Linked DNA regions of Homo sapiens: region 1 is linked to region 2. Evidence: chromatin loops called from intact Hi-C (ENCODE). Cell type or tissue: GM12878. All regions are shown on one strand. Links, peaks and the distances in the headings refer to the core of each region. The heading gives the core; the rest is flanking DNA. Region 1 overlaps LOC107986023 (a long non-coding RNA gene). Region 2 overlaps LOC107986023 (a long non-coding RNA gene).

The links. Peaks named below come from ENCODE experiments on the same cell type or tissue, not always from the same donor. Only the 100,000 strongest peaks of a DNase experiment are listed, where the experiment ranks them.
Region 1: it touches region 2 in a loop (2.9-fold over the local background); 4 of 110 quality-filtered maps call a loop at or near these places.

The regions. Positions count from the first base shown.
Region 1 is chr3:130,777,503-130,780,427 of GRCh38, reverse strand. All of the region lies in intron 2 of LOC107986023 (a long non-coding RNA gene), which reads left to right. Among named protein-coding and RNA genes, the nearest start is that of PIK3R4, 32 kb to the right of the region's middle. In GM12878, for the core only: no CTCF peak of the experiment used is centred there; a DNase peak (open chromatin) is centred at 1,207; H3K27ac peaks cover 268 bases.
Region 2 is chr3:130,848,915-130,851,839 of GRCh38, reverse strand. LOC107986023 (a long non-coding RNA gene) reads left to right here. Exons shown (of 3, transcript XR_001740492.2): 2 at 2,841-2,925. It also overlaps a transcript of ATP2C1 not described here. Among named protein-coding and RNA genes, the nearest start is that of ATP2C1, 44 kb to the left of the region's middle. RefSeq lists an enhancer at 1,579-1,658. In GM12878, for the core only: no CTCF peak of the experiment used is centred there; DNase peaks (open chromatin) are centred at 1,489 and 2,610; H3K4me3 peaks cover 1,341 bases; H3K27ac peaks cover 2,432 bases.

The DNA of each region.
Region 1 (2,925 bases), core at 256-2,755, 71 kb after region 2:
CACAAATCTTACACGTTTTCAGTCCCAGTTTCAACTCATCCTTCCCCCAACAGTAAGCACTGTGTTGACTTTATGATATTCACTTTCTTATTTTTCTGTAGTTTCACAACCCAAGTGTGCATTACTAAACTGCCATTTCGTTTTGCTTGTTTTTTTTAAAGTTTGCCTTTTGAGTCTTTTAATTTATAGGTTTCTTCTTCTTCCCTCTCTTGCCTTGCAATTATTTGTTGTAGAAACATGATTATTTCTCCCATGTTTTCCAACAGTCTGGGTTTACTGATTATATCCCCTTTTCACAGGTTCCTCTGCCCTCTGTATTCCTATGAATTGATATTTGGATCTTGAAAACTAGTCAGATTCAAGTTTGGTTGTTTTAGCAAGACTATTTCACAGGCGATGATGTATATACTTCATCAGGAGACACACAATGTTTGGTTGTCTCTCTTTCTGTGCCTTGAGCAGCTTTGGTTGCATATTGCCCAAATGATTTAATTATTTACAAATTGCAAAACGGCAGTATTCCTATTGTCACATTCCTTCTTCATTTATTTGCTGAAAATTTTAATGAGAAAGTTTGCCTTATCTACCATTTGATTATGTAGTGATAGAGTTCATATAGGAAAGGAAGGATAAATAGTTCTTTCCTTTTATTTACTAATTTCCAAAATAAGTAATTGGTTTGCTAGCATCTCCAAGGTGATCAATTAGCGCATGCACGCACGTGTGTGTGTGAGAGCGAGAGAGAGAGAATTGACTCATTGATTTATACATATTTCATGTGTTTAGAAATCTGACAGATACTACCCTTATTCGTGCTAAAATTATCTCATTTTGGGGCCAACTCTGAGTTGGCTCCCAAGTCTACAAAAGATGTATTTTAGAATTCTTTCTAACAAGAATCTGGCTGTGAGAAAAGACCACAAAGGAAATAAGAATTTTGCACCAAAAGGATTTGCTTTGGCTCATCTAGCAATTTTGTTTTATAGTCTGTACATGCCCTATTTTACTAGAAACTGAATTATGCTTCATTATTTTTAGTCTCATGACTGTGTGAGTGGCAGGATTTACCAAAGACAAGCAGTATTAGAATGTGAATTACAGAAACTCTACCTAACTTCTAGAGAAATAAACATTGTCTGACAGGTGTAAACTATCACTCTTACTGGTAAATAACCACAGCTGGCCTTGAAGGGGAACCACTTTCCTCTCTAAATGATGCATAGCCAGGCTTTGACAATAATTCACAGTCTCTGGAGCACAGCGCTGTCTGGGTTCATTTATGTCCTCAAGCCTCTTTGTCCTTAATTGCAGCCTTCCTTACTAGGCTCTATTTTTAACCCCTTAGAAACTATGGTAAATGTTTGTTTTTTTACTAAAATATTTTAAACATAAATAAATAGAGAAGTATTATAAACATCTGTAGAATGGCTATCTAGAATTCCCAAATTGTATTATTTTGTAGTATTTGCTTCAGACCATTTTAAAAAAGAAAAAATATAATAAACACATAGTCCCCTTAATTCTCTACACTAGTTCTATTTACCTCCCTCATTGCAGAGGCAACCACTATTTTGATGTTGATTTGAATGATTGAATGAATGTTGATTCATTCTATGCATATTTTAATGCTTATGCTCCATGTCTAGATCTATGAAAAATATTTAGAATTGTTGTGTCTTTTCAAAGTTTTATAAATGTTATTATACTATATGGCATCTCATCCACTAACTTGATTTTCTCGCTGGATGTTTCATTTTGGGAATCTATTTTTGTTGCTGTTTTGAGACACGGTCTTTCTCTGTCACCCAGGCTGGATTGCAGTGGCACAATCATGGCTCATTGCTGTCTTGACTTCCTGGGCTTAAGCAATCCTCCCACCTCAGCCCCTTGAGTACCTGGGGCTACTGGCCATGCCACCATGCCCAGCTAATTTTTAAATTTTTTGTAGAGAGGGCGTCTCATTGCCCAGACTGGTCTTGAACTCCTGGGCTCAAGAGATCATCCTGCCTTGGCCTCCCAAAGTGCTGGGATTACAGGTGTGAGCCACCATGCCTGGCCTGGAATCTATCTATGTTAATACATCTAGTTTATTAATTTTCATTGTTGTATCCATTCTCTTGTTAATGGGCATTTATGTTTCAATTTTTTCCTATTATAACACAGTGCTTCAAATAATATTCTTAAATATGTATGTGGGACAGTTTCTCTAAGGATAGATGAAGAAGCAGAATTTCTGGGGTACAGAGTCTCATATATCTTCAACTATATCAAATTACTCTCTGATGTGGTTACATATTTTTAAACATTTTATTGTGTGTATTTAAGGTGTACAGCATGATGTGTGAGGTACATACAGATAATAAAATGCTTACTATAGTGATACAAGTTAACATATCCATCATCTCACATAGTTATGCATTTTTTCTGTGTATGGCAAGAGCAGCTAAAATGTACTAATTTAGCAAAAATCCTAAATATAATACAATATTATTAACTATAGTCCTCATGTTGTACATTAGATCTCTAGACTTGGGCATCCTACGTATCTACTACTTTGTATCCTTTAACTTACATCTCCCCATTTCCTATCTCCTCCTAACCCCCCATCTTTGGTAAACCACTGTTTTATTCTCCATCTCTGTGTATTTAACTTTCAAAAAAAGATTCCACGTATAAGTGAGATCATGCAATATTTTGCTTTTTGTGTTTGTCCTGTTTCACTTGGCATAATGTCCTCCGGGTTCATCAATGTTGTTGCAAATTCTGGGATCTCCTTCTTTTTTAAGGCTAAATGATATTTTGTTATGTATATAATGTTATATATAACAGTTTATTTTTCATTTGAGCCTATTAAATTAAATTTAATTTTGAAGATTTTTATTTTCAAATTACTTTGATCATTACACATCATGTATCAAATTTGAG
Region 2 (2,925 bases), core at 173-2,672:
GCATAGTTTTGCAGTTCTAGTTACAAGCACAATGCACAAGCAATTTATGACTGCTGGGTCTTTGGTATGGCTATACATTTGTCCTTCACATTTGTATACCACCGCCACACTTCTTCCTAAATGAATCACTAGATTTAAATGGATCAGATATTGCTACTTCTTCTAACAATTTGGTAAAATTCATAAAAATCATTTTTAGAAATGTCTTTTTTGGAGATCAAAGAAATGGAATGATATAAATCTCACACCATAAAAATGACTGCATGATTTTAAATGAGATGTGATCAGACATTTTAACAGTTTTAAAAATGCTTATATTCCCAAGTGATAGTGTCTCCTGCTGGAAATCATAGCTTTTGATTGGCTAAAAAGACTGAATATGGCAGTGCTCTACCTCCTACCTTTTACACACACAAAAATGACCAACTGCTTCTGAATGATCTTTATAGCTTGTTAATGATCTGTTTAAGGTTATTATAGTTTATAAAATGTTTTTTGTTTTGCAAATTCTGGCTATGTAAACATAACCATAAATACAAGAAGACAAGTGTACTTCTAGGGTCTGATACTTTCTTTGTTGAGATATTAATAGTGTCAAATTTTGTATCTGAGGCATTGGAAAATGATCAAAGAATTCAAAATTTAACTTTGATAGAGTAGCTCTTTAGAAGAAAGAAAGCATGTGGCTTCATTACAGAACTCCGCTTAATCTCAGGATCTGAATGTTCCAAGTTTAAATAAATTCTCACAAGCCTGCTTGCTTTCTGATTGCCAAGTCTGAACAGCCACAAGCAGGATCTGACCTGTACCTATAAACATGTAAACCAGCACAAATGAAATCACTAAGCGACGTAAAAGCAACAAGGAACAAGCACCCGTTCATTTTAAAGATAATATAAACAAAATGATACCTGTTCTTCGGCTCTTTGGTTTCTCAGCGTCGATAAATATCTCCTAATTGCATGGAGAGGATATTTTTTGAAATAAGAGAATCTAGATGGAGGCAACAGACTATCCATAGTGAGGAAAGCAAGAGGGTCCTTGTCTGCACCTCCTTGTCAGCAACCATATGAAATTAGAAACTTAGCAATTCCTCAGATGCCTAAAGATTTGTTTGTAGCTCGACAACTTCCCTCCTACAAACAAAGCAAATGTTCTCCTTGCTGTTTCCTCTTTTGGGTAGAGTTCCTGGTGAAACCAGACAGCCAAGTATGAACACTGTCTAGAAGCGTCCAGAAATGCAATGCCCAAAGGGCAATAGGAATTCAGGGGCTGGTCCACAGAATGCAAATTGCTTAGTGGTAGTGATGCGACTGTCCTATTTCTAGCAACAGTGTTCTGTTGCAAGCTATGTTAATATTAGCTAGCTGGTGACTTTCCATACCCACAGACTCTCGTGAGGCTTAATTTTAATTCTTCTGACACTTTTTCTAGTTCTTAAACAGGGCATGAGATGTGGTTTTCCCAGTTTCCTTCTAGATTTCTTATCATCATGCGCACACACAGACACACAGCTCAGTTGCGGTCTGAGCTGGAAAGTGTTGATTCATTCAGTCTTGAGAAGACTGTTATAGGGGACTTCCAAAAAAATTTAACAAATTACCTCACTCTTCATTGTTATCAAGGAGCTCGTTGTCAGCACTGAAAACGTTTGGCTTGCACTGTGATGCATTATGCAACATGCCCAGTAACCAGATACTTTACATTAATTGAACAATAGCTGCAAACAGATTCTGTTCTGAGTTAAAAGCCTTCTCTCCTTGAATCCTTATCTCAAATCCACAGGCTGAATTCAGAAACATTAACTTTCCCTAGGCTTTTAAAAACTATGAATGTAAGTGAGAGAAAATGTTTTATGTTTACTTTCTAACTCTTATTAAAAAAAAGATTCATGCTTAAAAAAAAAAGAACAAAAGAAAAATAATGCCAAGAGGTCTGTGGTCTTAGAGGACATGAAATCATAAAATTTGAAAGTTCAATATTTTCTTAATACTTTATAGAGATCACAGGGTTTTTCTAAACTAGGGCCCCAAATAGACATTACTATTTTATTATCCTTTTAAACTTTACAGTAGCTGGTTCCTTTGATGGAAACATTTGGTCACTTCTGTGAGGGGCTGTCATGTAGAAAACAGACTGGACATCAACAAAAATTATGTGACCCAGAGTTTTCTTTAAGGGTGAAAGCAAGCCCTGGTTTTTCCCTCTTCCTAGAGAGCACTGCAAGTTGCGGGGAAGAGGAGGTAGGCAGAGCTGGGGAAATTACATTGCAGCCTTAGTTGTCCCCCTGGACAGCCTCCCTGACACTCCTGGATGGGTCACCTGCCTTCAGGGAACACACTTGATGGCCTAAACCTGGTTGTGCTGCAAGCAGCCCAGGCCATCTGTCAGGTTGGCATTGGGCCCACTAGCAAGGTGATCTTCCAGACTCACCAGGACCAGCCTGGCAATTCCAAGAAGTCATTTACATATTGCTACTGGAGCTGGCTCCTAGGAGGAGGCCCTGCCCTTCTGTCACCTCTCCAGGTGCACCATGCTACATGCATACAGAGGCTCTGCACGTCCTTCTCTGTATGCTGGAGACAGCTGACTCTAATGAGGGCAAGAGAGAAGCAGTGTGCTTGTGAAACACCTGAATGCTAAGGGCACAGTGCTGCATGCTCCCTGCCAGTTCATGACCCAGAAAAACAAGAAGTATAGAAAGCCAGATACCCTGGGCCAACTTGAAGCCCTGGAAAGAGAGGCAGCCCTAGGGATTGTGGGGGCAGGGAAATGTGTCGTTCATACGAACCCTTGAGATCCACTAACTGCCCTTTTGCTTCTCTTTTTAAAAATATCAGAACCTTCAGAGATGCCTCTTTATTGTGGGCAGAAGCCAGCAGCCTGCTAAACACCCACAGCATGACTGGTGATCCAATCTTTTCC